Linked DNA regions of Homo sapiens: region 2 is linked to region 1. The links are chromatin contacts, found by Hi-C or POLR2A ChIA-PET in ENCODE. All regions are on one chromosome and are shown on one strand. The core of a region is the stretch at or near the end of the contact, and the rest is flanking DNA. Distances in the headings are between cores, read along the strand shown.

The links. A loop is a pair of places that touch in the nucleus more often than their neighbours do. ChIA-PET counts read pairs that join two places held with the same protein, here RNA polymerase II (POLR2A). Pooled maps may share reads with other maps.
Region 2: a pooled map shows a loop between it and region 1 (4-fold over the local background). The contact joins the enhancer-like site here to the promoter of DOHH in region 1. A Hi-C loop is called at or near these places in 2 of 50 pooled maps. POLR2A ChIA-PET finds 5 or more read pairs at or near these places in 2 of 52 experiments (WTC11 and activated CD8-positive, alpha-beta memory T cell).

Annotation. Positions count from the first base shown.
Region 1 is chr19:3,499,030-3,502,419 of GRCh38, forward strand. It overlaps DOHH (deoxyhypusine hydroxylase), which reads right to left and starts at 1,645. Exons shown (of 5, transcript NM_001145165.2): 1 at 1,532-1,645. It overlaps LOC105372245 (a long non-coding RNA gene), which reads left to right. Exons shown (of 4, transcript XR_936262.3): 4 at 906-2,022. RefSeq lists an enhancer at 1,647-1,756.
Region 2 is chr19:4,107,270-4,110,659 of GRCh38, forward strand. It overlaps MAP2K2 (mitogen-activated protein kinase kinase 2), which reads right to left. Exons shown (of 11, transcript NM_030662.4): 3 at 3,240-3,386. Among named protein-coding and RNA genes, the nearest start is that of MAP2K2, 15 kb to the right of the region's middle. RefSeq lists an enhancer at 2,077-2,206. Within about 2 kb of position 1,687, at least 8 of the 41 ENCODE cell types and tissues checked have a DNase peak (open chromatin) inside an H3K27ac peak, as active enhancers do.

The sequences.
Region 1 (3,390 bases), core at 395-2,894:
AACTTTGTCATTTTGAGTTGGTCTGGCGATATTTTCCAGGCCTTCTCCCTGTAACCGGTTACAGAAATAAAAACTCTCTTCCTCCCCAGTTAATCTGCATCTCGTTATTGGACCATGAGAAATAGCAGCCCGACCCTCAGTTTGGTCCAGGAACACCCGTGCTCATCCTCTTGCTTTCCTGGGTCTCCAACATCACTTCCTCATGGAAGCCTTCCCTGATCACAATGGACAATGTTACTCTTCCATCTCTTTTCACTTATTCAGCTTTATTTTTCTCCACGGCGCCTAAGACTCCTAGATATCATATTGGAAAGTATTGGTTTAGTTGCTTGTGATTGGTCTTATCCCTCATTAGAATAGAACTCTGAAGGCTGGGACTGAGTCTATCTTGGTCACTGTTGTATTCCCAGCACTTAGTGCAATGACCTGCACGCAGTAGGGCCTCAATAAAAACAATAACCGGCTGGGCGCGGTGGCTCACGCCTGTAATCCCAGCGCTTTGGGAGGCCGAGGTGGACAGACCATCTGAGTTCAGGAGTTCGAGACCAGCTGACCAACATGGTGAAACCCCATCTCTACTAAAAATACAAAAATTAGCTGGGCGTGGTGGTGGGCGCCTGTAATCCCAGCTACTCGGGAGGCTGAGGTAGGAGAATCGCCTGAACTCGAGAGGCGGAGGTTGCAGTGAGCCGAGATCGTGCCATTGCATTCCAGACTGAGCTACAAAGCAAGACCCTGTCTCAAAATAAATAAATAAAATAAAAACGACAACCGTGACAATAGCAGCTGACACTTATGTAGCATTTGCTACGCGCCAGGCACTCCATGCTCTTTACATTCATTAATTCATTCGATCTACATCACTACCCTGTGAGGTAGTTACTAAGATTGTCCCCATTTTACAGGTGAGGAAACTGAGGCACAGTTTGGGACTGTGCTTGGGAACTTGCTTGGGAGCAGCGTGAAGAGTTAGGAATCCAGGAAGTCTGGCTCCAGAGTCGGGCTCTAAACCACCAACGCTTTGTTGAATGACTTAGGATAAAAGAACACAGCCAAGGGGAGAAGGGACCCCTCTCTTTCCAGATCGGCTGAGAACCTGGCGGATGCTTCATCTCAAGACAGGCTGGCTATGGCATGCTGGCAGCCCTCTCTGGTGAACAGTGGCGTCAGCAAGGCTGCCTGGGCTTGACGAGGGCAGTGTAGCCACCTAAGCACAGGTGACCATCAAAGGAGAGTGACACCTTTAAAGAGGGGTCATCAGAAACCAGAGGGCAGGCCTGTGCGAGCTGGCAGGGCACTGGGGACCATTGAGACCCAACCGTACGACATAGGAGCTTCAGGACGTGAGGTGGGCACTCTTTCATGTAAAAAATCCCAGAGGAAAGAGATCGCCGGGACTCGAGACCCCTTAACCCGCCCCATCCACAGTCAACGAATCCCTGAGACCGGATTCCCTAACGAGGCGCTCCCGGTGCCACCGCCCGCCAGACCCGGGCCCCACACCGTGATCGCCGCCTCCGGGACGCCTCACCGAGCTCTGGAGACTCAGGACCCGTCGGCCCGGCCAGTAACCGCAGGCGCCTCTGCCACCACCGCTTCACCTGCCGCGACGCCCGCAGTGCGGTCTGGGGGCCGCCATTTTCTCGCCCACGTGACCGTGCCGGACGGCACCAACGCAGCCGCGGGTGAGACCTAGTGAGAGGCTCCGTGCATGAGGGAGGCCCGGAAGGCTGAGTCGGTGCTGGTGCCACAGCTCATGCAAACGCAGGAACAGTATTCCTAGTGCGTTCTTCGGGGAAGGGGACGGGCAACGTATGCCCTTTCATGGGAAAAAATTCTCTCCAACCTCCCCACTGCGGTACAAGAAGTGAGACTGGTTTGTGCCGATTCAGCGCCCTGCCTGGGCTGGCTAGCAACGGAGCATGCGCAGTGTTTCTAGGCGTGGTCAGACTCCAGAGGTGTTGGCCAATGGGCTCAGGGAGCTCGAACCTTAAGTAGGTGAGGAATAAAAAAAGGAAGAAATGCAGTCGTTCATTCATTCATGTATGTAATAAATAGTACATGGCCTTGAGGACAAGAGAGCCTTCAGCCCTTACCCTCGTACGCCTCCCAGTGTTGTTATAGAGACAGAAAATAACACGATAAGTAAATGCAATACCTATTAGATGGTGAAAAAGGCTAACGAGAAAAAATTCGGTAGCCAAGGGCGGTGTATGTATAGGGTGTGCAGTTTCAGGAAGGGTGGCCAGAATCTGAGGTGGTGACATCTGAAGAAAGACCTGAAAGAGGCCGGGTACGGTGGCTCACACCGGTAATCCCAACACTTTGGGAGGCCGAGGTGGGTGTTATCACTTGAGGTCAGGAGTTCGAGACCAGCCTGGCCAACATGGTGAAACCCCCATCTCTACTAAAAATACAAAAAGGCTTCAGCTTCCCGAGTAGCTGGGATTACAGGCATGCAACACCACACCAGCTAACTTTTTGTATTTTTAGTAGAGACAGGGTTTCACTATGTTGGCCAGGCTGGTCTCAAACTCCTGACCTCAGGTGATCCACCTGCCTTGGCCTCCCAAAGTGCTGGGATTACAGGCGTGAGCTACTGTGCCCTGCTTGCAATCTCTTATTTTTAAAATGTGGGTGACTGCCAGGAGTGGTGGCTCATACCTGTAATCCTGGCACTTTGGGAGGCTGTGGGGTGAGAGGATGATCGATTGAGCCCAAGATTCCAAGACCAGCCTGGGCAATGTGGTAAGCCCCCGTCTCAACAGAAAAAAAATTTTTTTTAATTTGGCTGGGCGCAGTGGCTCAGCCTGTAATCCCAGCTACTTGGGTGGCTGAGGCAGGAGAATCGCTTGAGCCTGGGAGACACAGGTTACAGTGAGTTGAGATCCTGTCACTGCACTCCAGCCTGGGCAACAGAGCAAGACTCCATTTCCAAAAAAAAAAAAAAAAAATCAACTGTGCCTGGTGGCTCATGCCTGTAGGCCCAGCTACTCAGGTGGCTTGATAGCTTGAGTCCAGGAGTTCAAGGATCCAGTGAGCTGTAATCACACCACTGGATTCCAGCCTGGGTGACAGAGCAAGACCCCATCTCAAAAAAAAAAAAAAAATGAGCAATTAATAAAAAAACATGGCTGGGCATTGTAGCTCACGCCTGTAATTCCAGCACTTTGGGAGGCCAAGGCAGGTGGATCACTTGTGGTCAGGAGTTCAAGACCAGCATGGCCAACATGCTGAAACCCCATCTCTACTAAAAATACTAAAATTAGCTTGGCCTAGTGGCGGGTGCCTGTAATTCCAGCTACTCAGGAGTCTGAGGCAGGAGCATCACTTGAACCCAGGAGACGGAAGTTGCAGTGAGCCAAGATCGCGTCACTGCACTCCAGCTTG
Region 2 (3,390 bases), core at 437-2,936, 610 kb after region 1:
TCCCAGCACTTTTGGGAGGCAGAGGCAGGCGGATCACGAGGTCAGGAGATCGAGACCATCCTGGCTAACACAGCGAAACCCCGTCTCTACTAAAAATACAAAAAATTAGCCGGCTGTGGTGGCGGGCGCCTGTAGTCCCAGCTACTCGGGAGGCTGAGGCGGGAGAATGGCGTGAACCTGGGAGGTGGAGCTTGCAGTGAGCCAAGATTGTGCCACTGCACTCCAGCCTGGGCGACAGAGCTAGACTCCGTCTCAAAAAAAAAAAAAAAAAAAAAAACAAACTTAAAAAGCTACTCAAGCGTGCTGGTGCACCTGTAGTCCCGGCTACCTGGAAGGTTGAGGCAGGAGGATCGTTTGAGCCCAAGAGGTGGAGGCTGCAGTGAGCTAGGATCATGCCACTGCACTCCAACCTGGGTGACAGAGAGAGACCTTGTACCCCCTACCCCCCACAAAAAAAGAAGGAAAAAAATGCAAAATAAAGATGACATAGAAATATGAGGAAACAGCGTAGAAATACAGGGAAATGGCTGCAGCAGCCAGGACATGGATGCAACACCTGTGCGTGCCGGGTGCCATCCTGGGAGGAGCTCACACAGTCCTCACCCCAGCAGGGACTACGACCTCCCTCAGCTTCACAGCAGAAGCGGCAAGAGTCCTGTCCCGAACCCGTGGTAAGGGTGAGCGGTGGGGCCGAGACCTGACCCGGACGCCCATCCTCAGCCCCGGTGCTAAGCTGCCCCTTTGCCTCACTGGGGTGGCCTGGGAGGGAATGAATCAGGTGCTGGGCAGGCCCTTCCATGGAAACCTATGGGCACTCAGGTGAATTCCGAGAGCATCGTTCAGCATGGAGAGAATTCACAGGGCCGGCGAGGATGGCAGGGATGGCCCCCTTGGATGACTTTACTTCCACGGATGCTGCCCTGTCAGGGCTCACCCAATGCTTTAAAAATCAACGTGCTCCACGTTGTTTTTGTTTGTTTGTTTGTTTTGAGATGGAGTCTCGCTCTGTGGCCCAGGCTGGAGTGCAGTGGCACGATCTCAGCTCACTGAAAGCTCTGCCTCCAGGGTTCACGCCATTCCCCTGCCTCAGCCTCCCAAGTAGCTGGGACTACAGGCACCCGCCACCATGCCTGGCTAATTTTTTTTGTATTTTTTTTTTTTTTTTTAGTAGAGACGGGGTTTCACCACGTTAGCCAAGCCAGAATAGTCTCGATCTCCTGAACTCGCCTCGGCCTCCCAAAGTGCTGGGATTACAGGTGTGAGCCACCGCCCCTGGCTAGACCACCTCGGAACTTTTAAAGGGTGCACTCCATAACACAGACAGCACGGCCTGTGTCTCCCTCCTGCAGCCTGGTGGTCTGTGTGGTGTCCCCTGGGGTGCCAGCACCCACTCTGGGAACCCCCATTTTAAATTCACCAAGAATAGAGGTTGGGGGCGGGTTGCCACACTGTCCCCTTTCTGCATGGGAGGAAGGGGGCTCGAGAACTGAGTCAGCCACACAAAACGAGGATGGACAGAACTCCTGAGTAGCGAGGGTGCCTGCCGGGCGCGAGGAGGAGGGGGAAGACGAGGAAGACGAGGAGGAGGAATAGGGAGCACCACATGACAGAGGGGCTGCCTCAGACCACAAAGCGCTTCCTCATCCTTTCCTCGCCCTTTGATGCCGCCGGCAACGTGACTCTGCGAGCAGCGGGGCAGACGCCAGGTCTCCCTCGCAGGCGGGAAAGGGGCTCCAAGGCGGGTGCTGCCTTGCTCGGGTCACATGGCTACGTGGGGGCCTTGCTCAAATTCACTTCCTGCCTTCATTACAAAACTGTCAAAGGGGATCGCACGTTTGCAGGGTGTCACCCAAGCATTCTGGTTTTGCAAACGACGCTGTGCGGCAGGCGGTCTGATACCTGATGAGCTCGGTGTGGCGGGGTCGGCAGCATTTCCTCCGGGGTTTTGAGCTCTGGCCACTTCTCCTTTTGTTCCACCCAATCTCACCCACTTCTGGGCTTCGAGGCCAGAGTGTCTTAACAAGGGGGCACGTCAGAGTCAATGAAGGGGGTGCCTGTACCCCACCCTAGAGACTGTGGTCCCACAGATCTGAGCTGGGGGAGGCACAGGCCTGCCTTGACAAGCTCAGACTGCCACACTTTCCTGAGAAGGCCATTTAAAAACAGTCATCAGCTTTGTTATGTTTTGAGACAGCATCTCGCTCTGCTGCCCGGGCTGGAGTGCAGTGGCGTGACCAAAGCTCACTGTAGCCTCAACCTCCTGGGCTCAAGTGATCTTCCCACCTCAGCCTCTCATGTAGCTGGTGCTATTTTTATCCCCATTTTTAAATGTTGTTAACAATTTTAAAACAGGCACGTGCCACCACACTCACCTAATATTTTAAATTATAGAGATGGTTTCTCACTATGTTGCCCAGCCTGGTATCGAACTCCTGGGCTTAAATGATCCTCCCACCTCAGCCTCCCAAAATGGTAGGATTACAGGCATGAGCCACCGTGCCCGGCCTAATAGGGATCAGTTTTTAATTGCATCTACCCTGGAACCCAGCAATTCCCTCACACAGCTTACCTCACAGGTGTGCCTGCGAGTCAGTGCCATGTTATTTGAGATAGGGCAGAGACTGGAAACAACCTACGTACCCCCCAAAACGGGAGTGTTTTCCCTCTCTGCTGTCATAAGGACGCCCGGGATACAGCAAGAGAAAAAGCAAAGCTGGGAGGAAGACATGAGTGCTTAAAAAACAAAATCATTGGCTGGGCGCGGTGGCTCACACCTGTAATCCCAGCACTTTGGGAAGTCGAGGCAGGTGGATCACCTGAGGTCAGGAGTTTGAGACCAGCCTGGCCAAGATGGTGAAACCCTGTCTCTACTAAAAATACAAAAATTAGCCAGGAGTGGTGGCGGGCGCCTGTAATCCCAGCTACTCGGGAGGCTGAGTCAGAAGTATCACTTGAATCTGGGAGGTGGAGGTTGCAGTGAGCCGAGATTGTGCCACTACTAGATTCTAGCCTGAGTGACAGAGTGAGACTGCCTCTCAAAAAAACAAAAAGAAAACAAAACAAAACCAAAGGCATCTACATATACATACTTGTATGGCATCGACTGCCTTGAGAAGGATCCCCTGGAAGCCAGCGCACTGTTGCCTCTGAGGAAAGGGGCCGTGAGGGGGTCTTCCTTCTCCCCAACATGCTCTGTTCCGTGGAGGCCCTGCCCCTGCCCCTGCCCCGGACGCACTCACCATGTGTTCCATGCAAATGCTGATCTCCCCGTCACTGTAGAAGGCCCCGTAGAAGCCCACGATGTACGGCGAGTTGCATTCGTGCAGGACCTGCAGCTCGCGGATGATCTGGTTCCGGATGGCCGGCTTGATCTCAAGGTGGATCAGCTGC